3 separate regions of the Homo sapiens genome follow, and regions 1 and 3 are each linked to region 2. Evidence: chromatin loops called from intact Hi-C (ENCODE). Cell type or tissue: heart right ventricle. All regions are shown on one strand. Each heading gives the region's core, and the rest is flanking DNA. Links, peaks and the distances in the headings are about the cores only. Region 1 holds the start of NINL (ninein like). Region 2 overlaps NINL (ninein like). Region 3 overlaps NINL (ninein like).

What was found. Peaks named below come from ENCODE experiments on the same cell type or tissue, not always from the same donor. Only the 100,000 strongest peaks of a DNase experiment are listed, where the experiment ranks them.
Region 1: it touches region 2 in a loop (2.1-fold over the local background); 8 of 110 quality-filtered maps call a loop at or near these places.
Region 3: it touches region 2 in a loop (4-fold over the local background); 10 of 110 quality-filtered maps call a loop at or near these places.

The regions. Positions count from the first base shown.
Region 1 is chr20:25,579,664-25,590,090 of GRCh38, reverse strand. NINL (ninein like) reads left to right here and starts at 4,560. Exons shown (of 24, transcript NM_025176.6): 1 at 4,560-4,636. RefSeq lists a silencer at 4,496-4,625. In heart right ventricle, for the core only: no CTCF peak of the experiment used is centred there; DNase peaks (open chromatin) are centred at 4,420 and 4,767; H3K4me3 peaks cover 1,580 bases; H3K27ac peaks cover 839 bases; H3K27me3 peaks cover 1,049 bases.
Region 2 is chr20:25,535,514-25,545,940 of GRCh38, reverse strand. The region is part of intron 1 of NINL (ninein like); the gene reads left to right. Among named protein-coding and RNA genes, the nearest start is that of NINL, 45 kb to the left of the region's middle. In heart right ventricle, for the core only: a CTCF peak has its summit at 5,545 (motif pointing right); no DNase peak of the experiment used is centred there; H3K4me3 peaks cover 2,062 bases; H3K27ac peaks cover 1,825 bases.
Region 3 is chr20:25,464,114-25,474,343 of GRCh38, reverse strand. It overlaps NINL (ninein like), which reads left to right. Exons shown (of 24, transcript NM_025176.6): 18 at 4,249-4,353; 19 at 6,886-6,955. Among named protein-coding and RNA genes, the nearest start is that of GINS1, 62 kb to the right of the region's middle. RefSeq lists an enhancer at 3,981-4,030. In heart right ventricle, for the core only: a CTCF peak has its summit at 4,143 (motif pointing left); no DNase peak of the experiment used is centred there.

The DNA.
Region 1 (10,427 bases), core at 835-8,834, 44 kb before region 2:
AATTCTCCTGTCTCAGCCTCCCAAGTAGCTCGGATTACAGGCACGCGCCACCATGCCCGGCTGTTTTTCTTTTGTATTTAGTACAGATGGGGTTTCACCAAGTTAGTCAGGCTGGTCATGAACTCCTGACCTCAGGTGACCCACCCACCTCGGCCTCTCCTGCGCCTGGCCAAGAAAATGTTTTTAAAAAGAAGAGCGATCAGGATGTGATGACGTCGCTGTAAGGTATGAGAGAGAGAGTCAAGATTGACTCAAAGGTTCTTTCCTGAACAATTGTGGTGTCAGGATATCCATTGGTTTTCATCCACAGTTACTGGCACATGACTCCCATAGCCCTTGCTACAGTCCTTTGTTATATTGTTGTGTTGGGCCTCATGGGCAGGCCCCTGACCTCCTCCTGGCTTTCTGATTGTGGGTCTTTTTTTTTTTTATTTTATTTTTAGATGGAGTCTCATTCTGTTGCCCAGGCTGGAGTGCAGTGGTGCGACCTTGGCTCACTGTAACTTCTTCGCATCCCGGGTTCAAGCGGTTCTCCTGCCTCAGCTTCCCAAGTAGCTGGGACTATAAGTGTGTGCCACCACGCCCAGCTAATTTTTGTATTTTTAGTAAATATGGTGTTTCATCATGTTGGCCAGGATGGTCTCGATCTCCTGACCTTGTGATCCGCCCACCTCGGCCTCCCAAAGTGCTGGGATTACAGGAGTGAGCCACCGCGCCCTGCCGTCGATTGCAGGTCTTAAGACTCTCCCATGAGAGGGTCTCACCCTATTCCCTGGGAGAAGGAATGCTGATATCATGAAGCTTTCATAAAACCCCAAGAGGACAGGGTTCAGTGAACTTCTGGGTAGGTGAACAGTGGAGGTTCCTGGAGGGTGGTGCCCAGGGAGGTATGGAAGCTCTGCCCCTTCCTCCAAACCTTGCCCTATGTGTCTCTTCACCTGTGTCCTTTACAATATCCATTATAATAAACCAGTGGGCCAGGCATGGTGGCTCACGCCTGTAATCCCAGCACTTTGGGAGGCCAAAGCAGGCAGATCACCTGCGGTCAGGAGTTCGAGACCAGCTTGGCCAACAGGACGAAACCCTGTCTCTACTAAAAATATAAAAATCTAGCCAGGTGTGGTGGCGCATGCCTGTAGTGCCAGCTTCTTGGGAGGCTGAGGCATGACAATCACTTGAACCTGGTAGGCGGAGGTTGCAGTGAGCTGGGATCGCACCACTGCACTCTAGCCTGGGCGACAGAGCAACACTCCGTCTCAAAAATAAATAAATAAAAATAAACCAGTGAACATAAGCGTTTCTCTGAGTTCTGTGAGCCACTCACAGGTAGCAAATTAATCGAAACCAAACAGGGGGTCAGGGGGTCATGGGAACCCCAACTTGAAGCTGATCTGTCAGAAGTTCTGCAGAGGCCCGGCCTTGCAACTGATGTATGTGAGGAGTCTTGGGGACTGAGTCCTCAACTTGTGGGATCTGACACTCTCTCCAGGTAGTGACAGAACTGAATTAGAGGATGCCCAGCTGGTGTCTGCTGCTCAGTGTGTGGAGAAAACCCCACACACATTTAGTCATAGGTCTTCTGTGTTGACTGTTGTGCGGTGTGAGAGTGGAGAGTTTTCTCTACACGACAATAAAATTGGAATGTCTGGAGGTAGGATGCAGGCACTGGTGTTTTTAATTTTTAAGTAGTCAAAGTGGAGAACTCCTAGTCTTCCCACTTCTCTCTGATGAAGAACCACTACATTAACTCATTTAAATTCGGTATGCTCAACTGGGCACGGTGCCTCATGCCTGCAATCTCAGTACTTTGGGGGGCCAAAGTGGGAGGATCATTTTAGCCCAGGAGTTCAAGACCAGCCTGGGCAACATAGACCCCATCTCTACAAAAAATTAGTAAGTTAGCCAGGTGTGGGGGTGCATCTGTAATGCAGCTATTTGGGAGGCTGAGGTGGGAGGATCACTTGAGCCCAGGAGATCAAGGCTGCAGTGAGCTGTGATCACACCACCACACTCCAGCCTGGGTAACAGACTGAGATCCTGTCTCAAGAAATAAAATAACAAATAAATTCAGTACACTCCTGTGCAATGGGTAATTTTTACATTTCTATTTTGCAAATGAAACTGAGATCACAGATGTTACATGACTGGGTGATCCACAGTCAAACAGCTAGTAAGTGGCATGATTCACATCTTCTGACTCCAAATTCATTCTCCAGCCAGTGAGTGGGAGCCCGTGCAGAGCATCAGGAGCACTGAAGAGAAGACATTCTTCACAATGGCAGCCCCCATGGCTCTGAGCACCCCTGGGAATCCAGGGTTATAAACTGGAGTCATCGGGGTCTTGGCTGCGCATCCCACAGGGACCACCTTTGCACGGTGTGTCCTGCCATTGTGCCCCACACTGGTTGGGACAGGTCATGGGCATAGCAAAAGGTATCTGGGCACATTCAGCAGGTCAGAGAAACCTCCCAGCCTAGAACACACTATGAGCGTCTCTGAACCACTCCCTGTGTTTGCCTTTTGCTCTGCATGGGGTTTAGCACTTGCAGGCACTTGGAAATTTCACTCGCCCTTGGAAACTCCGTTCCCCCATAGCCTGTCTTTCATCCTGCTTCCTTCTCACCCCATTTTGCCTCTGATCCTCACATCCTCTAAAGTGGAGTTCCTACAAAGTATATGCACCTTTCTCATGCTACAGTGTACTGTAGCTCATTTTGTAATTCTGATATAACTCTCTGACATTTTTGTATATTTATGTTTTTATTTTTATTTTTTGGAGACAGAGTCTTGCTCTGTCGCCCAAGCTGGAGTCTAGTGGCAAGATCTCAGCTCACTGCAACCTCCGACTCCTGGGTTCATGCAATTCTTGTGCCTCAGCCTCACGAGTAGCTGGGACTACAGGCGCGCGTTAACCACAACTGGCTAATTTTTTTGTGTTTCAGTAGACACTGGGTTTCACCATGTTGGCCACGCTGGTCTCGAACTCCTGTCCTCAGGCAATCTGCCCACAGTGGCCTCCCAAACTACTGGGATTACAGGCATGAGTCACCGTGCCTGGCTGTATTTACTTTTTTTTTTCTTTTTTTGAAATGGAGTCTCACTCTGTCGCCCAAGCTGGAGTGCAGTGGCTTGATAACCACAACCTCCGCCTCCCAGATTCAAGCGATTCTCCTGTCTCAGCCTCCTGAGTAGCTGGGATTACAGGCATATGCCATCACGCCCGGCTAATTTTGTATTTTTAGTAGAGACGGGGTTTCTCCATGTTGGTCAGGCTGGTCTTGAACTCCCGACCTCAGGTGATCCGCCTGCCTCAGCCCCCCAAAGTGCTGGGATGACAGGCATGAGCCACTATGCCCGGCCGGGTATTTACGTTTTTAAATTGTTTTCTGTGTAAACTCTATAAGGGCCAGGGATTTTTTGCACCGCTGTTGGCAGCCCCTAGGACAATGCCTGGCCCTAGTAGGTGTTCGATAAATATATACAGGTTGAATATCCCTTAACCGAGATGCTTGGCACCAGAAGCATTTAGGATTTCAGATTTTGGAATATTTGCATTATACCAATTGAACACCCCTAATCTGAAAATCCAAAATTAGAAATGCTCCAATGAGGCCAGGTGCGGTGGCTCATGCCAGTAATCCCAGCACTATGGGAGGCCAAGGTGGGAGGATCACTTGAGGCCAGAAATTCCAGACCAGCCTGGGCAACATGGTGAAGCCTCCTCTCTTAAAAAAATACAGGCCGGGCGCGGTGGCTCACGCCTGTAATCCCAGCACTTTGGGAGGCCGAGGCGGTGGATCCATCCCTTGAGCCTAGGAGTTCGAGACCAGCCTGGGCAACACAGTGAGACTCTGTGCTAAAAATACAAAAATTAGCGGACATGGTGGCAGATGCCTGCAGTCCCAGCTACTGGGGGTTGGGACGCTGAGGCGGGAGGATCGCCATAGCCGGGAAAGTCGAGGCTGTAGTGAGCCATGACCGCGCCACTGCATCCCAGGCTGGGCAGCAGAAGTGACAGCCTTTCTCAAAAGAAAAGAAAGTTAAAAGAAGAAAAAAGAAGTGCTCCAATGTGCATTTCCTTTGAGCATCAGGTCAGCGCTCAAAAACTTTCAGATTTTGAAGCATTTCGGATTTCAGATGTTTGGATTAGGGATGCTCAACCCGTATTGATTTAATATGCGGTGGAAACGTGACGACCTAGGTTTTAAGTCGCGGTTTCCTCAGTGGTGGGTTTGGGGTATTACCCCTGCCTGGCCGGCCTCCGGGCTTGTTTCCAGAAGATGCTACCCCGAGAGCTGCGAACCGCCAAGCTCCGCAGCGCGCAGGGCTCCGACAGGGACCAGCGAGGTCAGCTCCAAGGGTCACCCCAGGCTCCAAACTGGCCAGAGCCGCCCTGAGATTTGCGGAGGCCGCCTTGCCCCCACCCCGCCCCGCAATCCCGGACCCGACCCGCCCCCTCTCCCGTTCGCTCGCCCCGCCCCCTGTTCGCCCACTGCGCCGGGACACCGAGGGGGCGGTGCCTCGAGGCCGGGAGGAGTGTTGCGTCGCGGCCTCCAGACACAAAGAGCGGCCGGCGGTACGGGGGTGGTGCCGCGCTCCTGGCCCCGCGCGGGCGGACGGCGGAGGCGCCTCCCAGGTGAGCCGGCCCGGGCGTCCGGCGGGACATTCAGGCGGCTGGTGGGGTCGAGAGTCCGGGGCCGCCCCTGCGTCGCGACCCGCGCCTTAGTCACCAGACCCGGCTCCGGGAGCGCGGCCTCGGGTGCTCCTCGCGGTGCGGGGCGCAGACTCGGCGCATCTGCTGTGGTGCCTGCTCTTCCGGTCGCCCTCGAGGGCGGGGCGGGGGTCACGCCCTAAAATACAGCGCCCGCTGGGCCGAACGCTTGAAAACCCGGTTTCCCGACGGCGGCGGCGCGGGCGCCGTGCGAACGAGGGCCCGGGTCCAGCACAGCCCCAAGGCTCGGCCTGAGGCGGGCGGCCTTGGCCGGGGCCCCCCGTGGTAATGAGCTACGCGGTGCCCGCCGCCTGCCCAGCGCGGGCCGTTTCTCCTGACGCCGCCGGCGTCTGGTCGAGGCCCAGGATTCCCTCCTGCCAGTGTGGCTGCGGCCCCCCACGGAGCGGGACCCGCGTTCGTGGCGCTTGGGACGGTTGATTGAAAGGGTGTAGAAGTCTGTTGCGAATTTTATCTGTTGTACTCGTTTTGCAGATTCGCCCCTTTCCTCCCGCCTGTGCGCGCAGTCACACACACCATGTGGGAGTCTCTGATCGCGTTGGGTTCATAATCATCGATCGTGCCTGGGTACTGATGCCCCATTGTTAGGAGCTCTGTGTGGGGCTGTATGTTTGCACAGGACTCACGTGAGGAAGGGTGGCCACGTTTCTTTCTGCTCTGTGAGACTTAGGCCAAGCCCTGGAACTAGGGAGGAGGTTCAGGAAGAGACCCATGAAGCTGGCGGGGCCTTGGAGAAGGGCAAGTGATTTTCAAGGTCAGTAGTAAGAGGGGTCATGAGTAATGGTAAGTTTCTTAGCGGCCTTTGCTGTGACTTCTAGGTTTTTCACACTGGACTTAAAATACTTTTAAAAGCAGAGTTTTTGTTCTTCTTGTTGTTGTTCTTGTTGTTGTTGCTGTTTTTGAAACGAAGTTTCACTCTTGTTGCCCAGGCTGGAGTGCAATGGCGCCATCTCGGCTCACTGCAACCTCTGCCTCCCGGATTCAAGCGATTCTCCTGCCTCAGCCTCCCGAGTAGCTGGGATTACACGCCCAGCTAATTTTTTGTGTTTTTAGTGGAGATGGGGGTTTCACCATGTTGGCCAGGCTGGTCTCGAACTTCTGACCTTCAGGTGATCCAGCTGCCTCGGCCTCCCAAAGTTCTGGGATTACAGGCGTGAGCCACTGCACCCGGCCAAGTTTTTGTTTTGTTTTGTTTTTGTTTTTTAATTTTATTTTACTTTAAGTTCTGGGATACATGTGCAGAACGTTCTGGTTTGTTACATGGGTATACATGTGCCATGATGGTTTGCTGCACCTATCAACCCGTCATCTAGATTTTAAGCCCCACATACATTAGGTATTTGTCCTAATGCTCTCCCTCCTCTTGCCCCCCACCCGCCCCGACAGGTCCCGATGTGTGAGGTGTGTGATGTTCCCCTCCCTGTGTCCATGTGTTCTCATTGTCAACTCCCACTTATGAGTGAGAACATGCGGTGTTTGGTTTTCTGTTCTTGTGTTAGTTTGCTGAGAATGATGGCTTCCCACTTTATGCATGTCCCTGCAAAGGACATGAACTCATTCTTTTTTATGGCTACGTAGTATTCCATGGTGTATCTGTACCACATTTTCTTTATTCAGTCTATCCGTGATGGGCATTTGGGTTGGTTCCAAGTCTTTGCTATTGTAAATAGTGCTGCAATAAACATACACGTTTATGTGTCTTTATAGTAGAATGATTTATAGTCCTTTGGGTATATACCCAGTAATGGGATCACCGGGTCAAATGTTATTTCTGGTTCTAGATCCTTGAGGAATCGCCACACTGTCTTCCACAATGGTTGAACTAATTTACACTCCCACCAACAGTGTAAAAGCGTTCCTATTCCTCCACAGCCTCTCCAGCATCTGTTGTTTCCTTGCTTTTTAATAATTACCATTCTAACTGATGTGAGATGGTATCTCATTGTGGTTTTGATTTGCATTTCTCTAATGACCAGTGATGATGAGCTTTTTTTTTAATATATGTTGTTGGCTGCATAAATGTCTTCTTTTGAGAAGTGTCTGTTCATTTCCTTTGGCCACTTTTTGATGGGGTTGTTTTTTTCTTGTAAATTTGTTTAAGTTCCTTCTATATTCTGGATATTAGACCTTTGTCAGAAGGGTAGATTGCAAAAATTTTACCCCGTTCTGTAGGTTGCCTGTTCACTCTGAAGAGTTTCTTTTGCTGTGGAGAAGCTCTTAGGTTAGATCCCATTTGTCAGTTTTGGCTTTTGTTGCCATTGCTTTTGGTGTTTAGTCATGAAGACTTTGCCCATGCCTATGTCCTGAATAGTATTGCCTAGGTTTTCTTTTAGGTTTTTTATGGTTTTGGGTTTTACATTTAAGTCTTTAATCCATCTTGAGTTAATTTTTGCATAAGGTGTAAGGAAGGAGTCCAGTTTCTGTTTACTGCATATGGCTAGCCAGTTTTCCCAGCACAATTTATTAAATAGGAAATCCTTTCCCCATTGCTTGTTTTTGTCAGGTTTGTCGAAGATCAGATAGTTGTAGAAAGCAGAGTTTGTTTTTTTTTTAAGTAGTTAAAACTCATCTGTTAAACAGAACACTGAATCAGCAGCCTAGCAGTTTTATGAACTGTGTGCAAGAATGCTTGTATATTAAAAGGAAAATGTTCAGGTGTTAGAGAAGCAGTCTACTTTCATGCTTGTCCCTTTTGTTTGACTTATACATCATCCATTAGTGGTTTAAATGATGACAGATTGAATTGATCTGTATTGGCAAATAAAAGTGGGATGTGTGTTTATGTAAAGTTCAGGTGCAATAAAAATTAGAGGATAACTCTTTTTTGTAGAATGAGAAAATAGCAAGCCTTCTCCAAGGAACTTGGACTTCAGATTTTTTCTTTTTAATGTAGAGCCGGGAGTCTTGCCCAGGGTGGTCTCCAACTCCTGGGCTGAAGTGATCCACCTGCCTCAGCCTCCCAAAATGCTGGGATTACAGGTATGAGCCACCACACCTGACCTCAGATAACATTTAACTCCATCAAATTGGAAAGAAAGCACTTTATAGAGGAATAGTTAGGACTTAAGCAAAAAGTTTTGTTTTTTGTTTGTTTGTTTGTTTGTTTTTGATATGGAGTCTCGCTCTGTCGCCAGGCTGGAGTGCAGTGGCGCGATCTCGGCTCACTGCTACCTCCACCTCCCAGGTTCAAGTGATTCCCCTGCCTCAGCCTCCTGAGTAGCTGGGATTATAGGAGTACACCACCATGCCCAGCTAATTTTTTTATTTTAGTAGAGACGGGGTTTCACCATGTTGGCCAGGATGGTCTCCATCTCCTGACCTCGTGATCCACCCCGCTCGGCCTCCCAAGGTGCTGGGATTACAGGCGTGAGCCACCACGCCTGGCCGGACTTGAGCAAAATTTAATTGAGCAGTTTATATTAACTTCAATGGAAACTTTTTCGCTAACTCATACTTATCCCATATGTTGTGATTTATAGGACTGCTCTAAGGTGGGTGAATTGATATGGTCATTTGCTAAGAGCATGTTGTAAGTCTTTTAATGTTTGGGTATCCTTTGAACATTTGGTGATGGAAAATAGAATAACAAGAATGGCAAAGTTCCAACAGTGTCTGTAGCTTCCCCTTTTACAGTGAGTTCAAGTTCCTTGGAGAAGGCTTGCTATTTTCTCATTCTACAAAAAAGAGTTATCCGCTAATTTTTATTGCACCTGAACTTTACATAAACACACATATCCCACTTTTATTTGCCAATACAGATCAATTCAATCTGTCATCATTTAAACCACTAATGACTCTTTTTAAGTTTTTTAGAAGATGGCACATGTGGCATTTGAGACTTAGAGCATGTGAGCGGGGCTCTGTGAGCACATTCTTTCTATGGTGGACATTTACCTTTGGATTTTTTTTTTTTTTAAACTGAGAAGGAGTCTCGCTCTGTCACCCAGGTTGGAGTGCAGTGGCACAATCTTGGCTCACTGCAATCTCTGCCTCCCGGGTTCAAGCGATTCTCTTGTCTCAGCTTCCTGAGTAGCTGGGATTATATGTGCCTGACCACGCTCAGCTAATTTTTGTATTTTTAGTAGAGACAGAGTTTCGCCATGTTGGCCAGGCTGGTCTCAAACTCCTGACCTCAAATGATCCACCTGCCTTGGCTTCCCAAAGCGATGATGGGATTGCGGGCGTGAGCCACTGCACCCAGCCTACTTTTGGATCTTGCCATGAGCAGGTAGCTACTAGATAGCTTTCCTCTTTCCTGGCACAAGACAGATTTGGAAGCAGGAAGCAAAAACAGGAGCAGTGTCTTGGCCTCACACCTGAACTGGCATGGCTTCCTAGCTGCAGGTAATAGCGTCCTCTGCCCTGGAAGGCATTTCCAGCGCTGTGGCCACTTTGCTGTTCCATTCCTTGGTTATTGTGTAAGTAGTTAAGCCGCGGTGGCTGTAACTGGAATCTAGGTTTGAGTTTAGCTTAGTCCTTGGCTTCAAGTGCAGATTAGGAATTCAGGCCCAAGGCCAAGACATTTGGTTACTCACAAGCTGAGGCCAAAAGTTTGGGTCATACTCTACCTGGAGCTATTTGGAGGCAGGCTTTCCTTCTCCCACCTTGGGGCAACTTTGAGCCTCCTGGATTCTGATTATTGTTGTTTGTGAATGGACAGACAATTTTCTGGGACAGAGGAGTCTTTTAGAGCATGGCTTGTATTTTCATCCTTTTTTGACCTAGGTTCAAGCATGCATCTGGCGCTGCCTGGTTGTACTTCCCTTTCTGAACCCGATTGTCTTTCCTTGGACTTCAGAAAGATAATGGAGCCTTCCATCATCCTCCAAGCGAGGTGACCCGTTTCCCTCAAGACTGCTGTATAGTCTCCCTGGAGTCGAAGTCATTTGTTAGTTTCTGAAACAGGAGAGCTCTCTAGGTACCTCTGAAGCAATCAAGTTTGAGAACCTCTAGGATATACCAATTTTTGTGCATTGATTGTTACTTTGTATCTCATAAGGGGCAATCATTACATTTTTTTTTTTTTTTTAGGTGGAGTCTCACTCTGTTGCCCAGGCTGGAGTGCCATGGCGCAATCTTGGCTCACGGCAACCTCTGCCTGCTGGGTTCAAGCAATTCTCCTGTCTTAGCCTCCTGAGTAGCTGGGATTATAGGTGTCCACCTCCACGCCCAACTAATTTTTGTATTTTTTAGTAGAGACGGGGTTTCACCACGTTGTCTACGCTGGTCTCGAACTCCTGACCTCAGGTGATCCACCCGCCTCGGCCTCCCAAAGTGCTGGGATTACAGGCTTGAGCCACCATGCCCAGCCCACACATCTTCTTATAACCTTATTTTTGGATCTGCTTTGTTGAGTAAAGTAACAATTTTGGTTTGTTGGAGTTTCTAAGAGTGGTCAGAGACCTGAGGGGCAATCACTCTTCAAAATCTCTCAGTTTTTAAGCCTCTGGTAAAGAATTTTACATTTGTAGAGTATATCAGTTAGGATATTTTAGCCACTAGTGTTGGAAAACCCAACTCAGTCTGGCTTAAATAAACAGGGAGTTCACCGAAGACCTCAGGATGGGCTGCTCCATTGTTGAAGTGGCCCTGAGGGACGCAGGTGGCTTCTCTTCTGCACACAGCCTCTCACATCCATGGAGAGAGGGAGCTTGGCTTCTGTGGCTTCTGTGCCTCTCTGAAGAATGAGGAGTGACAG
Region 2 (10,427 bases), core at 815-8,814:
CTCATTATACTTAGGGAGCCTCCAGATAGCAGGCTTCAGAGAGAATCCATTGTAAATGTGTCTTATCAGAGCTGATTCTCTCCTGGATCAGGAAGAAGGCCTGGAAAAGGAAGGAGATTCTCTTCAGAATGTAGATTTTCCCCACAAGAGACAACTTTGCAGGAGTACTTCAAGATATGGCAAAGAAATATAGTTTGTAGTAAAGTACTTCCAGGGCTTGCTATCTGTCTTATGATGCTGTGCTAGAGTCAAGCTGGTATCTTATTGCTACAGGAGTCTGTCTTGTCAGTCTTGAGATCTGTTTTAATGTTAATGCTGGTCAGTTGTGCCTGAATTATTCTAAAGGGAGGAGGGCATAATGGGGCAGTCCAACCCCCCATCCTGTCATGCCTGAACTAGTTCTTCAGGATAACTTTGGAATGCCCTTGGCTGAGAGGAGGGCACCATTCAGATAATGGGGGGGGGCTCAGAATTTTATTTTTGGTTTACACCTCCCATACATGAGGACATGCCAATGTATGAAAAGGGGAGACTTTAGGTCTACAGTCTAAGTCTGGCTCCTGAAACGCCACACTGATAATGTTGATTACAAGCTTATTTTCCCAAATGCAGAGGAAAGACAAACTCCCTTCTCCACCTACCCGGAGATGTCTGTGGAACTGACTCCTCCTTTAGTCCCTACTCCTCTTCAAATGTTCACCTTATCTTACGTAAAATGTAGATTTACTGGGCACCAGCTCAAGGCCCATGGGAATAGAACCATTCCCTTACTGCCTACCTGACCCTCTTCCTACATGCCTTCTGCACTTTAAAGGAATGTGTAAATACTAAACCTCCAGAAAACCTCTTCAGGAAAACAGCCACAGATGGAGCTATCCCAGGTTTTCCTGGATGCTCCCTAAAGCTGCTTAATAGGCCCTGAGGGTTGAGACTTCTGCCTCAGTCCCTCATCTCACTTGTCATACTTACGGAGATAAAGAGCTCTGTTCCTCCTCAGCTCAGTTAAATCTCCATCTGCTGTTTTAACAAATGCAGCTTGAAGACAGATTTGTTTATTTAAACATTCATCCTGTCAAGGGAGATTGACCAGCAATGATTAGACCAAGTAAAAGTTGTTTGGGGTGCTCAGAAACCAGAAGTCTGTTTTAGCAAATGTCTTTTCCCTGCACCCAGCTTGGTTCCTGCCAGAGGAAAAACCTTTTTGTGGCTGCTTTTTTCATGCCAATGCTGTTAGCTTTTGGGTAGAAAAGGAGGGAGTTGAGTTTAGGAATCGTAATGTGAAAAATACAGACTCCAGTGTTGTGGGACTCAGAACAGCCAGACTTCTCACAAGGACCCGTGCATCTGAAACAAAGACTTGGCCCCTGGGACTGAACATGGCCTCTGAAGTTTCCAAAGATTCCACTTCCTGTTCTCCTAAGCACCTCAAATATTTTATGCCATAGCGGCCTTTCAGCATAGTCAGGTCACAGTCAGGTCACGTGCAAATGTGTTCTTTAATCTGTCTGCATCCTGCTCATTCCTTGAAAGTAATTCATTACTTTTACTACAAGTTGAGAAATAGGAGATGCAGAGTAGAACTAATGAAAGATCCCTTCCTTCATTGTCTTTGGTCTAAAGATAGATGGTTCTGTGGGCCCATCAGTCCTGTGCACCTCTTTTATCCTATTATGTGGATGCTGGTGAGGCCAGAGCCAGGAGTTGCCTGGGGCCACTCATCGTCACTGTTTTCCCGTCCAGATTCCACGCGTCAAATTGTGGGCAGTGAACAGAAGTGAGAATATGTGTGAGTGAGGCTAGGTGAGTGTGGGTTTGTCACCACTGCTGGACAAGGTTTCTCTTACACCTTTGAAAAAGAAGAACCAAGTTGGAGCACTCAAAATTCTAGTTTTGAAGCTCACTACAAGGCCACAGAGTAATCAAAACACTGTGGTAATGGAAAGAATGAAGATGGACTCTTACCTTACATTATATATAAAAATTAGGCCAGGCGCGGTGGCTCACGCCTGTAATCCCAGCACTTTGGGAGGCAGCGCCTCAAGGGCCTGCATGTAGAATCTTCTCCTGTCCAGAAACCTCCGGCTAGAGGTTTGCCATTGGCCACTTCATGCTCACCTCATGGAAACGACGTGGTGGCCTGCAGTTGGTTGCTTTCAACATCAATCAGAGGCTGAAGTGGAGTTACAAATGTTACACTCTTGTGCAACATCTAATTGGTTGCATTTTGCAGCCAATCAGAGGCTAAGGTAAAGTTACAAAGTTGCAAAGGAGGACTCCACCCACAATCAGTCTGATTGGTTGCGGACAGCCAATTTCCCATCTACCACGCAGAAAAGGTTGGGAGTTTGCAAAGGGAGTAGCCTGAGTAGCCTCTGGTCCTTTTGTTACTTAGGCGTCGAAAGTTAGGATTTTCCTTTCAATTTAGTTGGGCATGAAACAGCCATAGGTTCCCTCCTCCAGAGCCTATTCTCCTGCCTCACTCCTACCTCAGTCTCCTGAGTAGCTGGGACTACAGGCACAAAGCACCAAGCCCGGCTAAGTTTTGTATATTTTGTGGAAATGGGGTTTTGCCAATGTTGCCCAGGCTAGTCTGGACCTCCAGAGCTCAAGCTGTCTGTGTGCCTTAGCCTCCCAAAGTGCTGGGATTACAGGCATGAGTCACCACACCCGGCTGCAACTGATTTTTAAGTGCTGATTTTGTATCCTGCAATTTTGCTGAATTCACTTATTGTTTCTAACAGGTGGGTGGGTATTTGGGAGGGGGGTGTGTGTGTCTGTGTAATCTTTAGGATTTTCTACACAGATTGTATCATCTACAAACAGATAATTTTACTTTTTTCTTTCGTATTAATAAACCATAAGCCATATTTCTTTTTCTTTTCTTTCTTTTTTTTTTTTTTGAAGACGGAGTCTTGCTCTGTTGCCCAGGCTGGAGTGCAGTGGTGCGATCTTGGCTCACTGCAGCCTCCACCTCCCAGGTTCAAGCAATTCTCGTGCCTTGGCCTCCCAAGTAGCTGGGATTACAGGCGAGTAGTGCCTTCCACTACCCCTGGCTAATTTTTGTGTTTTTAGTAGAGAGGGGGGGTTTCACCATGTTGACCAGGTTGGTCTCGAACTCATGACCTCAAATGATCCGCCCGCCTCAGCCTCCCAAAGTGCTGGGATTATAGGCATGAGCCACCACGCCCAGGCTTTTTTTTTTTTTTTTTTTTTTTTTTTTTTTTTTTTTTTTTTTTTTTTTTTAGTGAAAGCAAGTTTATTAGAGAAGTGAAGAAACAAAAGAATGGCTACTCCATAGAGCATCTTCGAGGGCTGCTGGTTGGCTGCTTTCAGAATTCTCTATTTGCCTTTAAGGTTTGACCATATGGCTATAATGAGTCTCAGTGTGGATCTCTTTAAGAATATTCTTTTTGGGTTTCTTACCTTTTGGATCCAAATATGCATGTCTTTCATCAGATTTGAGAAGTTTTTGGCCATTTTTTCTGTGAATGTTTTTTCTGCCCCATTCTTCTTCTTGGTCTCCTCTGATGTGTATGATTGTACACTTGACCTTTAGACTCTGTTCATTTTTCTTCATTCTTCAAATTGTGTAATCTTTCCTGTGTGCAGTGACTGAAGTTTCTGTTCTTCACAGTCAGCCAGTGACCTGACAAAGTTTCTCCCTTCCCAAAAGGTATTCCCATCCCTTTATATATTCTGATAGATGCTTTTGAGGGAAGCTTCTGTAGCCCAGGAAGGCTGAATGCAAGGCAAAGTCTGCTTCATTCCCTAAAGGAACCACTAGACCAACCAAAACCCTGAGCCCATGCTTTGGAGGACAGGGTCCCCACTGCCCACTCTGGCACCAGCCAGACACCCCAGGAGTGCAGGCTGCTGTCATCCAGCTCTAGGGCAGCAGGAACAAGGGCTGAGGAACAGGGATGGTAGCAGGCCCATAAGGATCTGAAATGATTCCAGAGTTTTGAAATAGTTGATTGCAGTTGCTCAGTAGTTTCTGTGGGAACGTCTGACCCCCTAGAGCTTCCTGCCCTGCTGGTGTGCACAGTGTCACTCCTCCCATTGTTTTTGATCATACACGGATGATTCTTGTCTTATTACAGCTATTACAGTGGTAGCTGCAAATGTGCTCTTCTAGTTCTCTCATTTCTTCTATTTCTGTTATTGGCTATTTCCAGTAAAAAAGAGGAACTATTGCTTTCTTTACAGTAGATTTATGTTAGAAGTTGATACTGATGTTGAGAATAAAGTTTCCTATTTTTGTAATGATATATATAGAAAGAGCTCATTTTATATACATAGAAGTGTATGTGGATAATCTCATGTCTATAACTAATTGTATGGATATTTTGTAATTATATAGATACACATATAAATTTTGCATCTATAGCTATAGTCCTAGCATGAATATAAGTATGTGTGGATATAAAAGTCTTTACATACATTGACATACAATAGGAACTTACAGGATTAGCTGTATATGATTATTTATCTTGGAAGCTATAAATGCCCACCCAGCTTGTAGATGGTTAGAGATGTGTACAGTCCCAGACACATTTGCCTGTATAATGGGGCATGGTAACATTTATTCAGTACTTGCCATCAGGCACGGGTCTCAGTACCTAACATGTTAGCATGCTTAGCATTAGCTCTTTTAATGCTCAGAATGTCCTAATCAGGTTGTTCAGATCACGAAACTGAGGTTCAGGGAGGTGAAGTAATGTGTCCAAGACCACAGAGCTAGAAAGTGGCAGAACCCACATTAAAACCAGAGACTTTGTAAGCAGAGTCTGGCGTTGATAGGTACCGAGGTGTCTTTTTTTAGGAGACCACAGAAAGGTGTTCTAGGACAGTTTTAACATTTGGTATCTTTGTAGTTTTTAGTCTAAAAATCTACTTTGTAGGGAAAGTAAGTATTAACACTTAAATGAGGTATAAGCTTATTTTTAGATTTTTGGGACTGAAACAATAAAAAAGCTTCTTAAACCTTATTTGATAAAAAAAAAAAGGGATAGCTTTTCAAACTTGATTGTTGAGATATTTTGGGTCTGTGCCTGCAAAATAAATAAATAGCAAAAATTTTGAAAAATAAGCGAAAACCATGAAAACACTTAAAGCGGAAGTTAATCCTAATAGCTCAGAACTGCCGGAGTGTGAAGGTTGATTCCTGCTGGCAAGGCCATTGGAAGTAGCACTGAGGTCTGTTCAGCTGGAAGGTAGGCACTGGCTTCAGTGTTTTATTGGGGTTATAACATCTTTCCAGATTAAAAAGGAACACCCTCAAAGGGCTGCCTCAGCCCTGTTCTTTCTGGGCGAGCAGGATTTACAGAGATCCTTGTTGGGAATGGCTTCCCGTTACGGACACTCTGGGTCCCTAGGTGATTGGCACACCTAGGCTGCCTCCGAGTGGTCATGAATCTCTTCTCTGCCCTTAATGCCCGGTGGATTCTGGGGGGCATAGCTTAAATTCCCTCGTCACTGTGCATAAATTAACTAAATTAAATGCAAACCAACACCTTCTCCTCCGGCCTCCAGAGGGCTGCACTGTCCTGCAGAGCGATGACAACGTCATATGTCTCTGGGGCAGCATCCAGTTTGTTTGGGGACAGGCTTTTCCCCTCTGGATGAAAACAGGATTTTCTTTCACTTGGTGGCAAAGTTTATGTTTGTATCTTAAATTAAGCTTTATAGCATTAGGATTATTGAGAGCCTACTCATTCCAGTTTCCAAAAATGAAACTAAGAGAAACTGTTGCTTTTTATCTGGAATATTGCCCTCAATTTTGTAGCCAGCTGCTGAATGCTGGCCAGATTTTCTGGTGATTTTGACATGCAAACATTTTATGCAGATGTGGAATACCAAGGAGTATTAATAATTCAGTTTGCATGAAGAAGAAACTGAAGAGGCCTCTGAACTGCGCAGGTAAACAGTGTGTATTATTACAGTGAGCTGCTTGTTGTGAGGCTGCACTGAGGCGCCTGCGCAGGCCTGGGAGCCCCCGGGAACCCGCAGGGGTGTGCAGTGGCAGTGCTGGATGAATGTCTTGGTCCTGAGAGTTCAGGGAAAGCTCCGTTTCTTTCCTCCGCCCCGTGGGTCTGTGGAAGGATGATAGAGAAGGGGTGTCCTTGCCTCTGCCCTCACACAGAGGCTTTGGGGAGTCTAAACAGAGGGCTTTGGGTGGGCGGCTCACACGCTGTGGGCTCCCTGGGGAGAGTTAGGGCGGCTTTCTCCCCTCAGTGTTCTGTCATTTGCATTGGTTGTATTTCCAAGTAGGGAGGGAGGGGAAGGCCGATTTGCAGCTAGGCGCCTCTGGAAATAGGGTTTGAGCAGCATGAAACTGGGATTCTGGGCACCTGTACATACATGGGACGGTAGTTCTGGTGTCCTTGGTGGCAGTATTACAGCGTGTAGTGAGTAAGCAGCAGTCTCCGTATGGAGCGCCTGGCCTTTTCAGTCATCGCCCCCTTAGTAGCAGGTGTTTAGTTCACCCTATAGACCGCGAGGCCACAAGTGGCAGGAGCTGGGACTTGCCCAGACCTGAGCTGCCTGCCTTGGCCGCTCAGGGGCCCTGCGGCCTCACAGCGAGGTATGGGCCAGGTTGCTGGTTCTCCGTGGCTGTGGAGTCAGCATTGCCAACCTCTGTTTATCCAGGGTTGTCTTTGCATGGGTCAGGAAGATCCCGCTGCTGTGAACCCTGGCATGTGACCTTGGCCTCTCTCTGTTGACCCTGGCAGCAGGAGCATGGCTGTTCGCTGACTCCTTATCTTTGCTGTCCCAGCTGATGCTGTGAGTGTGCACACAACTGTGCTGCAGGGAAATTGGACACTGGATTCTGGGCATCAGCACTCTTGCCAGGGAGCTGACCCCAGCCCTGCCCATGTTAGTGTACGTTTTGGTAACATTTATCAAGTGCCCACCAGTCACTAAAGGGCAGCACTCATGTCATTTGATCAAACACTGCAGGTCAGTGGGCAGGGCCTCTCCAGCAGCAGCTGACAGCCAAGGTGCCCTGGCTGGCAAGTGTCTTCTGCTGCCACCCTTGGTCAGGGCCTGAAGCCCAGCTCTGTGCTCCCTGACCCTGTGTTCCCCAGCCCTGTGCTCCCCGGCCTTGTGCTCCCCAGTTCTGTGCTTCTCCACCCCTGTGCTCCCCAGTTCTGTGCTCTCCAGTTCTGTGCTCTCCTCAGTTCTGTGCTACCCACCCCTGTGTTTCCTAGTTCTGTGCTCCCCAGCTCTGGGGAGAGTTAGGGCGGTTGTCTTTCTCCCCAGTTCTGTGCTCGCCAGCCCTTTGCTCCCCAGTCCTACCCATCACTGTGACCCTGGGGCCAGGCCATGTCCATGCCTGGGAGCAGAGGCCATGCCATGGTTGGCCAGCCACATATGGCAGCCTAGGACCATGTCTGCCCTGGCTTTGCCCCTGAGAGCTGCCCACCATCTACACCAGGTCCAGGGCATCAAAGGATTCCTTACCCAGAGGAGGCTGGGGTGAGCTGAAAGAACTCTGGAAAGCAAATGTGGGTGTAATTTATGTTGTGGTGGAAGAAAAAAAATATACCATGTAGTGTTTTTACAGGACCTGGCAGACTCCTCCCTTCCGTGGTGGTCCACTGCCCAGGAGCAAGGCCTTTTCATAGGACCACAGGCCACAGCAGAGGTGGGGCAGCCCACCCCTCTCAGCCCCTGCTTTCAGAGGAAGAAGCTGGACAGAAACAGAGCTCCCCTCACCTGGCGACCACAGGAGTCCCCTCTCAGGACAGTGCCTGAGGTGCACAGGCCACGCCTATGCCTCCCTGCCCTTCACTCGGTGACACATGTTCATCTTCCAGTGGCGTTGCGGGGTTGGGATGGGCCAGGGGCGGCCACCAGCATCTCACGCCCTGGTGTCTTTCACCCAGATAAGCCAAGCTCCAACCCCAGGAGAGTCCCCAGCCTGGGCAGGGCACCGTGTTGGTCCCGTGGATACCGCTGGGGTGGGTAGAGGCTGGGTCCCTGAGAAAGCGGGAGGGAGAGAGACCGAGCAGCAAGAGTGCGAGTGTAGATGTGTGGCTGCAAGTATAGGTGTGCAGTTAACGTGACGTGCATTTCGACTCTTGTCAGGAGCCCCGTTAATGGTGGCCTGTGGTGCCACCATGGGCCTGAAGGAGACAGTGTCCTGAGGCAGCTGCGCCCCCCACAATGGGACAGTGAAGGCACGAAGCTCGTTTACAGGTTCCTCCTCCCCACAGCCACCCTCCACCTGCAGCAGCCCAGGGCTGTCCCTCCAGAGGGCCTCCCCATGACGCATCCCCGTCACCCACAGAGGGTGGTGCTACCTGAAAGCCACACTGCTGTGCATGTGGGGCGCTGCATCCGTGAAATTCAGTGTTTACTATGGTATTCTGTACTCTGTTTTAATTTTGTGTGTGGGGATGACTAGCTCCATAATGAACTTCACACCTCCCCAGGAGCACTGCTGGGTTGTATGTGCAGAGCCAGCAGGTGCGCTGCTCGTTGACCCATTGGATTTACATCAGTTTTTGTTTCGTCAAATAACATACTCACATGGCTTAAAAATGAAAACATTCAGGCCGATGTGGTGGCTCACACCTGTAATCCCAGCCCTCTGGGAGGCCCCGGTAGAAGGATCACTTGAGCCCAGGAGTTTGAGACCAGCCTGGGTAACATAGGGAAGCTGCATCTGTACAAAAAAGTTTAAAAGTAGCCAGGCAGGGTGGTGCACACCTGTAGTCCCAGCTGCTTGGGGGCTGAGGTGGGAGGATCACTTGAGCCCAGGAGGTTGAGGATGCAGTGAGCCGTGATCAACGCCACTGCACCCCAGCCAACAAGAGGGAGACCCTGTTTCAAAAACAAAGGAAGTCAGAAAGTTTAAAAAAAGTGTATGTTGACATCAACTACCCCGCTCTGTTGCCTTCATCTCCCCATCTCTCTCCTTAGAGGCAACCACATTTCAGTCTTAGATATTTCTCCTGATACTCATGTCCATATCCTAATTGTACTGTTTTATAGCCTACAGAGTATGAGCAAGGTAATTAAACCTCATTCTGCTGTTATTTCTTATACTCTCTAGGCTCCCCAGTGGCCACTGTGCATTTTTGCTGTTGTCACTGCATAACATTGTCCACTGCAGAACCAATAGGTTGGTCATGATTACACTTCTACTCTTTTGCCAGGTTTGGCTTTATGGGCTGATGTTGTCTGGGCTTTTACTGGCTTACCTTTTTTTTTTTTTGGAGACAGTCTTACTCTATCGCCCAGGCTGGAGTGCAGTGGCATGATCTCAGCTTACTGAAAACTCTGCCCCCCAGGCTCAAGCAATTCTCTTGCCTCAGCCTCCTGAGTAGCTGGGATTTTAGGCGCCTGCCACCATGCCCAGCTAATGTTTGTATTTTTTGTATTTTTGTAGAGACAGGATTTCACCATGTTGGCCAGGCTGGTCTTGAACTCCTGACCTCAAGTGATCCACCTGCCTGAGCCTCCCAAAGTACTGGGATTATAGGCGTGAGCCACTGCTCCCAGCCCTGGCTTACTTTTTAATGAATTTATTCTTATTTTTTCCAAATGCTCCATCAGCCTTGTCAAAAGCCTATCCCTATTTTTCTCAAAGGCTCAGTGGGCAGTACACAGCAGTCTGTTGGGGTTGGTCACCTCCCATCCCTGGCCTGGCTGAGCTCCTACACCAAAGCCTCTCGTCTTGGATGGAGCCCAGATCGTGAGCCTGTGTCTTTGACTTTCTTGGTTCACCCCTTATTTTGCCGAAGTGTGTATTCAGCGTGGGTTATATAGTCTCTTGGGTAGGTGGAAAGTCATTTACCCTGAGCACATGGAAGGCCCTGGGTTGGCTCTGAACTTTCAGCCTTGCTGCTGTGGGCATGGTGCCATTCTGATCCCTGTTGCTGTGATGTGGGGCTGCTCTTTCTCTCTGGACATCTGTAGGGCTCACTCGTTAGTTTGCTCTGAAGTTCACAAGGGTGTGCTTGGCGCGGGTGTTTTTCATTTGTTGTCCCAAGCGGAATGACTTTTCCATCTGTGTGCTTGGAAAAGTCTTGTATTATTCTAATCATTTCCCCTTTCCCTTCCCTTGGCTCCCTTTTCTGGGCTTTTCAAGGATGTCGAGAGATTTGGGATTGATTATTTTGCGGGAGAGGGAGGCAAGGAGAAAATCCAGATAAAAGTGCTGTAGGAGAACAGAGTTGGGCAGTTTCAGAAAGCAGGTCACCATATTTTGAACACTTTTCTTTCTTTATTTTTAAAAAATATGTTTTACTTAAATTTAATGGTGGTAAAAAACACAACATGAAATTTACCCTCTTAACCATTGTTAAGTGTACAGTTCTGTAATGTTAACTAGATTCGCTTAGTTTTGTAACAGATCTCTAGAACTTCTCCCCCACCCCAGTTTATGAAGGTATAATTGACAAAAATGCATATATTTA
Region 3 (10,230 bases), core at 1-8,000, 71 kb after region 2:
GTTTTAGAGGTTGGAAGAGGAAAGGGTCTCCTTGGGCTAGGAATGAGGTGCTGGCAGGGCTGCAGGGCCATCCAGAGGCCCCGAGGGGAGCTCCCTGCCTCACCTTCTCCAGTGGCCTTGACTTGAGGCGTCCTTCCATCCTGGAAGCCAGCCCTGGATGGCCGAGTCCTCCTCATGTCACCTTACTCCAACACTGACTCTTCTGCCTCCACTTTCTACCTCTAAGGACACTTGTGATTACGTTGGGTTCCTCTGGAGAATCCAGAATAATCTACAGTCAGAGAACGAGCAGCCTTCATTCCCCCTGCTGTGTAATGTCACATAGTCTCTGTTAGAGGCCAGTATTGTGCCATCCACAGTAGGTATCTGACTTTTGTGCTCTGGTTACTTCTGAGACCTGTATCTTTAGTGGTTTTTATTTGCTGTGTGCATTTCTTTCTTTTTAACTTTTTATTTATTTATTTATTTATTTTTTTGAGACGGAGTCTCACTCTGTTGCCCAGACTGGAGTGCAGTGGTACAACCTCAGCTCACTGCAACCTTTGCCTCCCAAGTTCAAGCAATTGTCCTGCATCAGCCTCCCAAGTAGCTGGGATTACATGTGCCCACCACCATGCCCAGCTGATGTGTGTGTGTGTGTGTGTGTGTGTGTGTGTGTGTGTGTGTGTATGTGTGTATTTTTACTACAGACGGGGTTTCACCATGTTGGCCAGGCTGGTCTTGAACTCCTGGCCTCAAGTGATTTGCCTGCCTCATCCTCACAAAGTGCTGGGATTACATAAGGCCTGAGCCACCAGGCCTGGCCACTTTGTTTTATTTTATTTTATTTTATTTTATTTTATTTTATTTATTTTATTATTTTATTTTATATTTTATTTTATTTTATTCATTGTAGAGATAGTCTCTCACTATTTTGCCCAGGCTGGTCTCAAACTCCTGGCCTCAAGCGATCCTTCTGCCTCAGCCTCCCAAAGTGGATCCTCCTTGAAATTACAGGTGTGAGCCACCATGCCCAGCCTCTTTTTAACTTTTTATTAAAGTGTGATACACATAAGAAAATGTATATATTTGTACAATTAGGAGAATTGTCAACAAATTGAACACGTCTGTGTTACCAGCGCCCAGAACAAGAGATGGAATTCACCAGAGTCCCCGGGGTAACCACTTCTTACAGCATAGATTCAGTTTGCTTGTTTTTGTACTTTATGGAGAGGAATCATGCAGTGTGTACTCTTCTGTGTCTGACTTTCTTGGCTCAACCTGGTTGTGCGATTGATCTGTGTTGTTGCTGTAGTTCATACATTTGCATTGCTGTGTGGTATTCTGTTGTGTGAACATACCACAGTTTATTCTTTTCTCCTGTTGATGGGCATTTGGGTAGTTCCTAGTTTTTGGCTCTCACAAATGGAACTGCACTGAACGTTCTTGCATTTGTCTTTTGGAGCATTATGTTGGGCTGTACCTAGAAATGGGATTGTTATGTTGTGGGTATAGGCATAGTTTTCTTTTTGTTCATCCTACTTAGAAAACATTGTCCCAGCCAGGCACAGTGGCTCACACCTATAATCCCAGGACTCTGGGAGCCCAGGAGTTCAAGATCAGTCTGGGCAACATAAGGAGACTGTTTTCTACAAAAACTTAAGAAAAATTAGTCACACATGGTGGCACGCACCTTTGGTCCCAGCTATTTGGGAGGCTAGATGGGAGGATCACTTGAGCCTGGGAGGTTGAGGCTGCAGTGAGCTGAGATTGCACCACTGCACTCCAGCCTGGGCGGCAGAGCAAAAGGGAAAAAAAAAAAAAAAAGAAATATTTTCCCTGTTGAATGTATGGATTGCATTGGTGTCTCATGAAAATCTCTCAGCCATTACTATTAAAATATTGCCTCTCCGGAGGTTGCAGTGAGCCAAGATCGCGCCATTGCACTCCAGCCAGGGCAACAAGAGCAAAACTCCGTCTCAAAAACAAAAAAAAAGTATATATATATATATATATATATATATATATATATATATATATCCTCTCCTCCCACTATTTTCTTCAATTAGATATGTGACTGTTAGAGCATTTCACTTTATGTCTCAACCTCTCTTTTATATTTTCCATCTTCTGTCTGTATCACATTTGGGGTATTTTTTACATACCTATGTGTTCCAGGTCAGTATCTCTTTCTTTCAGCTCTGTGTAATCTGCTATTTAAACCATCCCATGAGTTTTTATTTTGACATTGACTTTTTGTTCATTTCTAAAAATTCTGTTTGGTCCTGTCTGATCATTGTCAATAGTTTCTTGTTGCTTGTTCATTGTTTGTTGCTGTCTTTTATTTATGTAAACATTTCATAACACTTATTTTTAGTTTGTGTCTAATAAGTCCAATACCTGCAGTTTCTAGAGGATTGAATTCTGGCTTCTGGCTTCTGCTGTCATTTATGGGTGGCTTTGCTCCATGTATGTTATGGTGATCTTTGATTGTGAGCTCATATTTGCTTGATGTTAATCTCTGGGAATATAAAGAGCCTTATATGGGATGCTATTGCTTTTGCAGAGAAGTGAGAAGGTGCTAATCTGGGACTGTCTGAACCTCCTTCCAGGGCCCTGTCTGGTGCAGGTGTCCACAGTGCAGCTTCTCCATTCTGCTAATAGCAGTGCTGACACATAGGCATTGGTTGCAAGGTCCCCCCAGCTTTGTGTTGCATAGTGCTCACGCGTTGGTTTCAGCTTCCAGGATTTTGTTTTGTTTGGAGATTCTTGCAGGTTTTCTTTTCTTTCCATGAGGACAGTCACAGAGGTTGCGATCAGCTTTGCGCAGGATCTAGTTGTTTGGTGGTCATGTGGGGGATGGGGTAGGGCACCCCTCAGCTTTCGGCCTTGCATCAACTTGTTCTCCATTCTAGAGCCAGAGTGATAGTTTAAAAACACAGAACTCTCCTGCTTGAAACCCTTTGCTGCCTTTAATTCCAGTGACTATTTATTTTTGTCTTTAGTTCCTCATGAGATAAAATGAAGGCATATGAAGAAGATACTTATGTTTACTATTATAAGTATAATACATAAAGCGGGCTGGGCGTGGTGGCTCACATCTGTGATCCCAGCACTTTGGGAGGCCTAGGTGAGAGGATCACCAGGAATTCGAGACCAGCCTGGGCAACCTATCGAGACCCCATCTCCACCACAACAAAAATTATCCAGGCGTGGTGGCGCATGCCTACTGTAGTCCCAGCTCCTGGGCCTGGGAGTTCAAGGCTGCAGTGAGCCATGATCGTGCCACAGTACTCCAGCCTGGGTGACAGAATGAGACCCCATCTCAAAGAAAAAACAAAAAAATACATGAAGTGAACATGGTGAGATCATGTGGCTTTCAGTATTTTCAGACTGAAAAAATAAGAAGCTAGTACCATATGGAGACCTATTTGGGGAATACACGTTAGCCTTACCAGTCAGTATTAAGAATGCATTCTCTGGGTAGCAAGTATGGGTCTTAAGCTACTTCACTGGTGATCTTTTTTGTTTTTTCACAGACAAGGTCTCACTATGTTGCCCAGGAGGGTCTCAAACTCCTGGGCTCAAGCAGTCTTCCTGCCTCAGCCTCCCCAGTAGCTGGGATTACAGATGCATGCCGCCACTCCTGGCTCCCATTAGTGATCTTCATTGGTAAATTGCCATCTTCATCTATCAAATCAATGGCATTACCCAAGCAGGGACTCCCTGAGTTGTCAGAGAACAAAGACGGCCCAGGCAGACTTGGTTCACATAGTGGCTGTCTATCCCTGCCTTTTCCCACTTTGAGATTCACCTAGCAGAGGTTTCCCATATATCTTGGCCTTCTGATTCCTGTGTTTCTTAGCTCCACACTGAGTTCACTGCCAGGGCATGAGTACCCTGCAGTACCTGAGGACTCACGCCCAGCACTGGCAACCAGGACACACGTTTGGTGAGAGGCCATAGATGCAGGAGCAGTTCAGCTATAAACTCAGCATAAGCAAAACCCAAGGTTCTGAGTGCATTTGTGACTTGATGGCGTGGCAGTGTAGAAGCTAAGAAAGTTCCGTTTTCTGTGGCTTGGCTCATGGGAGATGTAAGACGTTAACACCTGGTGCAGGAAGAGGGAAAGGAATGGTGTCTGGCGCCACCTCCAGGGACGGGGAGATGGGGACGCACAGTTCTCAGGACTCCCCGCTGCAGAGCCAGCCTCCGTGACCACATGTGGCTCCCCAAGTGCTCACCGGTCTTTTCTCAATTTTTACGCAGACTGGAGTTCCATAGACTTTCTGAAGAAAACACTTTGTTGAAAAACGATCTGGGAAGGGTTCGGCAAGAGCTTGAAGCTGCAGAAAGTACTCACGATGCACAGAGGTAAGGGCCACGCCCCTACCCAGACCTTCTGGGGGTGCGTTTTGCCCTCCGTAGAGTGACCTTATGCAGTCTCCATATAGACAGTGGGAAGTGTTCTCAGATTAGCCCTGCATTCCAGAAAACCCTAAACCATGAGCCTTGTTAACTTCTGAACGACTCGGCAGATGTGGGAGGCTCTGGCCTCCTTCCTCGTGTGGGCGGCACCTGAACGCCCCAGCTCCTTGGTGTGGGAAGTGAGGCAGAGTGCCCACAGCATGGTCGGGACTGCGAGCAGAGCCCTAGCACAGGCGCCGTTCACCCCACAGAGATGATGCACGTCGCACTTAGGGGTTGGGGGAGGCCACAACAGTGTCTGTAGGGGTCAGAGGTGCTCCTAGGATCCTCTCCTGATAACAGCTTCAGCTCTGCCTTCCTCAGAGGGTCATTGCTGGTTTATCAGTTTCAGTGAACAAGAGCTGGGGGAGGGGATGGGCGTGGGGAGGGTCAGGAACCTGAGCACTGAGGCAAGAGAGGATGGGGGTGGGGGCACCAGTGAGAGTCAGGGGACAGGGCAGTGGGCCGCCCACCAATGAGAGTCAAGACAGGGCAGGGGGCCACCAGTGAGAGTCAGGGGGGCAGGGCAGGGCGGCCACCAGTGAAAGTCGGGGGACAGGGCAAGGGGGTACTCACCAGTGAGAGTCGGGGGACAGGGCAGTGGGGCGCCCACCAGTGAGAGTTGGGACAGGGTAGGGGGGTGCCCACCAATGAGAGTCAGGGGGACAGGGCAGGCGGGCGCCCACCAGTGAGAGTCGGGGGACAGGGCAAGGGGACACTCACCAGTGAGAGTCGAGGGACAGGGCAGTGGGGCACCCACCAGTGAGAGTCAGGGGACAGGGCAGTGGGGCACCCACCAGTGAGAGTCAGGGGACAGGGCAGTGGGGCACCCACCAGTGAGAGTTGGGGGACAGGGCAGTGGGGCACCCACCAGTGAGAGTCGGGAGACAGGGCAAGGGGGGACTCACCAGTGAGAGTCAGGGGACAGGGCAGTGGGGCACCCACCAGTGAGAGTCAAGGGACAGGACAGTGGGGCACCCACCAGTGAGAGTCAAGGGACAGGACAGTGGGGCACCCACCAGTGAGAGTCGGGGGACAGGGCGGTGGGGCGCCCACCAGTGAGAGTTGGGACAGGGTAGGGGGGTGCCCACCAGTGAGAGTCAGGGGGACAGGGCAAGCGGGCGCCCACCAGTGAGAGTCGGGGGACAGGGCAGGGGGGCGCCTACCAGTGACAGTCAGGGGACAGGGCAGAGAGGCGCCCACCAGTGACAGGGGACAGGGCAGAGGGGCACCCACCAGTGAGAATTGGGGGACAGGGCAGGGGGGCGCCCACCAGTGAGAGTCAGGGGACAGGACAGAGGGGCACAGACCAGTGACAGGGGACAGGGCAGGGGGGTGCGCACCAGTGAGAGTCGGGGGACAGGGCAGGGCAGTGCCAACCAGTGAGAGTCGGGGGACAGGGCAGGGGGGTGCCCCCCAGTGACAGTCGGGGGACAGGGCAGGGGGGTGCCCACCAGTGAGAGTCAGGGGACAGGACAGGGGGGCACCCACCAGTGAGAGTCGGGGGACAGAGCAGGGAGGCCACCAGTGAGAGTCAGTGGGGACAGGGAGGCCACCAGTGAGAGTTGGGGGACCAGACGGGGGGCCACCCATCAGTGAGAGTCAAGGGACTGAGCAGGGGGGTGCCTGTCAGTGAGAGTTGGCGGGGACAGAGCAGGGGGCATCCATCAGCGAGAGTCAGGGGACAGAGCAGGAGTGTCCCCTCAGTGCAAGCTGGGGAAGGGCTGGGACTGAGGAAGGGAGAATGTGTGTTCTGGGGAGGGTGGCTTTCTGCTGTCACTACTGTAGCCATATCCAAGGACAATTGTTTGGCCTTTTTTTTTCCCAATTATGCATCTCAAGGTGAGCTTAGTTCTCATAGACAGTAATTCTGAAATGATGGAATTGCCATGGTGATTAAAGTAGCGAGTCCCAAGCAGGTACCCAGGGATTGCCCTTCCATGACAGCACTTCCGAAATCTCAAAGCTAGTTTTCCTTTAGAAACCATTTTTTCTCTGGTTTTCTTGAGTCTGTGAGGACCCTGCTGATGGCATACCTCCGGAGATGCAGGCTGTTTCGGTCTCTATTCACTCTGCTGAGTGTGAAGTGTTATGTGTTTTACAAAAGAAATATTCATGTATTTGATTGAGGAATGTCATGCAGGGTGTGCGTTCTTACAGTGCTGGCAGTGTAGATTACTAGAGGCTCTCTAGTAATCCGACAGTTTCACATTCCTAAAGTCTTCGTGGTTTGGGATAAACCATGGAAGACGGGATCGTCGTCTTCATTAGTAGTGGCAACAGCAGGGACTGAGAGGGGCTGGAGAATGCCAGGGGCAGGTGTGGGCGTCTCTGCTGTGGCTACAAACCCCCATGCTGCTCTTACCCTGGGTGCTGACCAGGAAAGAAGGCACTGGTTGGTCACAAGTGGTATCACTGTTAATTGTGCTTCTTCAACAGGAAGGAAATTGAGGTTTTAAAGAAAGACAAGGAAAAGGCCTGCTCTGAGATGGAGGTGCTCAACAGACAGGTGACGTATCGACGCCTGGCATGGAGCTCATGCCACCATTCCTTTTTTTCATTATTTTGAAATCATTTTAAACTTACAAAAGGAAGTAGAGAATATTCTTCTAAAAGACTTGACAGTGAGTTGCTGACTGGCCCCCAGGCCCCATCAAAGTCAGACACTAAACACGGCTGTGAAGACCCCTGCCCCAGTCAAATCTGCCGGTGGTCCCAAGGATGTTCAGAATCATGTGGCACGCAGTAGTTGGGACCACAGGCATCCCCTGCAGGGTCCCTTTGGTGTTTTGATCTAGAAACTGTGAGCAGCTTCTCATAGACGCTGGCAGGCAGGCACTGTCTGTGTTGTGAGTGCCTGAGGCTCTGCACTGGCCCGAGGCCCAGCTGCTTGTGGAGATGACCTGCCTGGGGAGCCGCACGCCAGCATGCTCAGCCCATCTTTTGTGTTTTTAGTAGAGACAGGGTCTCACTATGTTGCCAAGGCTGCTCTCAAACTCCTGGCCTCAAGCAATCCTCCAGCTTTGGCCTCCCAAAATGCTGGGATTATAGGTGTCAAACACTGCCTGGACACTCCCCAAATTTTGGGGGTTTTTTTTGAGACACATTATCACTCTGTCACCCAGGCTGGAGTGCAGTGGTGCGATCTTGGCTCACTGCAACCTCCACCTCCCAGGTTCAAGCAATTCTTCTGCCTCAGCCTCCAGGGTAGCTGGGATTGCAGGTGTGTACCACCATGCGTGGCTAATTTTTATATTATTAGTAGAGACAGGGTTTCACCATGTTGGCCAGGCCGGTCTCGAACTCCTGACCTCAAGCTATCCGCTGGCCTTGGCCTCCCAAATTGCTGGGATTATAGGTGTGAGCCACTGTACCCGGCTTACCCCAAAAATTTTACCATGAAAAACTTTAAACACAGGAAAGTTGAAACAATATAGAGTGATCATCCACATACATCCACAACATTAATGCAACTGTTATCCGCATTGCCACCTGCACTTTAGTTCTGTTCATATCTATATATTTCACGTGTGCATGTGTATGTGTGTGTTCTGAACCATTTGAAGACAAGTTACAGGCCGGGTGCAGTGCCTCATACCTATAATCCCTGCATTTTGGGAGGCCAAGGTGGGCGGATCACTTGAGCCCAGGAGTTCAAGACCAGCCTGGGCAACATGACAAAACCCCATCTCTACAAAAAAAAGAAAAATCAGCTGAGTATGCTGCCATGTGCCTATAGTCCCAGCTACTCAGGAGGTTGAGGTGGGAGGATGGCTTGAGCCTGGGAGGTTGAGGCTACAGTGAGTAGAGATCGTACCACTGCACTCCAGCCTGACAGAGTGAGACCCTGTCTCTCATAATAATAATAATAATAGAAAATAAGTTCCAGATGTCATGATACTCCACTTCTCAATATTTCAACAGGCATCTCTTAAAAGGAAGTGCATCTCCCGCCTCGCCACACTGAAGGAGTGCTGTCACACTTAAGAAACTTAGCAGTAGTTACCTCATATCAGTATTCAGACCATATTCTCATTTTTTCAGTTATTAAAAAGTGTCCTGCACAACAAGGTTGCTGGCAGTAGGGTGCAGCTGGGGGTGCCACATTGTGTGTAACTATGACTCTGTTCAGCCATGTTTAGCTATCAGATCAACTTGCTGGCATAAACCAGCCACTTGAGTGCATTCATGGCACCTGTGGGTCAGGCATTCAGACAAACACAGCGTTGACGGCCGTCCCTGCTCTGTGATGTGGGGTCTCGGCTGGGAAGGCTGGACAGTTGGGGTGACCTAATGGCCAGGGTTGGAGTCGTCGGGGACCCCTTCTGCTTGTGTCTGTCTGGGGCCTCTCCTCATGGGGCTGGACCTGGAAGGAGTGTCGTGGGGGGTGTCAGGGAGCTAGTGTTCCAGGGCAGCTGGTGGGAGGCGCATGGCTCCCAAGCCCTCCTCGGAAGTCACACTCTACGTTATTCCCACTGAGTCCCTGGAGCCGCGGGGGAGGCTTCTCTGATGGGCAAGTGTTCAGGTCACATTTCAGAAGAGGATGTGGGATGGAAGAGGCTTCTGGAGGCTTCTTTGGACAACACATCCCCTGCATGGTCCCTTTGGTGTTTTGATCTAGAAGACCTGTTTTTCCCCATGACACTGGCTTTTGGAAGAGCCCCAGTAGTGGTCCCGTGGGCCATCCCACATTCTGGATCTGTCCAGTTGTTTTCTGAGAGTGTAGGCTACTCTGGTCGTATGTCACTTGTCTGCCTTGTAAACTGGAAATTAGGCCTAAAGGCTGGAGCAGATGCAGAGTGAACATATTTTGACACAGATGTCATTTGTTTTAACACACACCCAGGAGACAGCTGCTGACATCTCATGTTGGCTTCTGCAGTGAAAGCCAGATGAATGCAAGTTCAAAATTAAGAGGTGGCCAGCGTGAACGCCACCAGGAACAGATAGCATCTCTGCCTCCTGATGCAGCTCCCTGCACAGTGTCTGCCCAGGAACTTGTCACTCGAGTCACAAGGAAGCACCAGACAAACCCCAAATGGGAGGGGGTGGAACTGTATTTGTCAAAAAATGTCAAAGTCATGAGACACAGAAGCTGAGGAGACATTCCACATTTGAGGAGGCTGAAACAGCTGGACAGGGCCCAGCTGATCCTGTGCCGGGAAGGATGCTGCCAGGCTCGTTGACAAAATGAAGTGTGGGGACATCAAGGCCACTGTCCTGAAGCAGTAGCTGCACAGCAGCCGCGTGAGAGCTGCTGTCCCCGGGAGGCAGGCGGCTGTGGAGAAGGGAAGACATCATGTGTGCGCCTGTGTGTGTAGGGGGCAAAGCAGATTGGGGGAGTGTTGTCGGCTAGGAGCTGGGATGGAAGGCAGGTTGGTTTCCCTGGTGATGTTCTAGTCTTGCAACTGTTCAAGTCTGAAATTATTTCCAAATGAAGAGTTTGTTGTGTGTTTGTTTGTTTGTTTGTTTGTTTGTTTTGAGATGGAGTCTTGTTCTGTCACTCTGGCTGGAGTGCAGTGGTGCAATATCAGCTCACTGCAACCTCTGCCTCCCGGGTTCAATCGATTCTCCTGCCTCAGCCTCCCAAGTAGCTGGGACTACAGGCATGTGCCACCAAGCCCGGCTAATTTTTGTATTTTTAGTGGAGATGGGGTTTCGCCATGTTGGCCAGGCTGGTCTCAAACTCCTGACCTCAGGTGATCCTTCCACTTCGGCCTCCCAAAGCACTGGTATTACAGGCATGAGCCACCACGCCCAGCCACCAAATGAAGAGTTTAAATG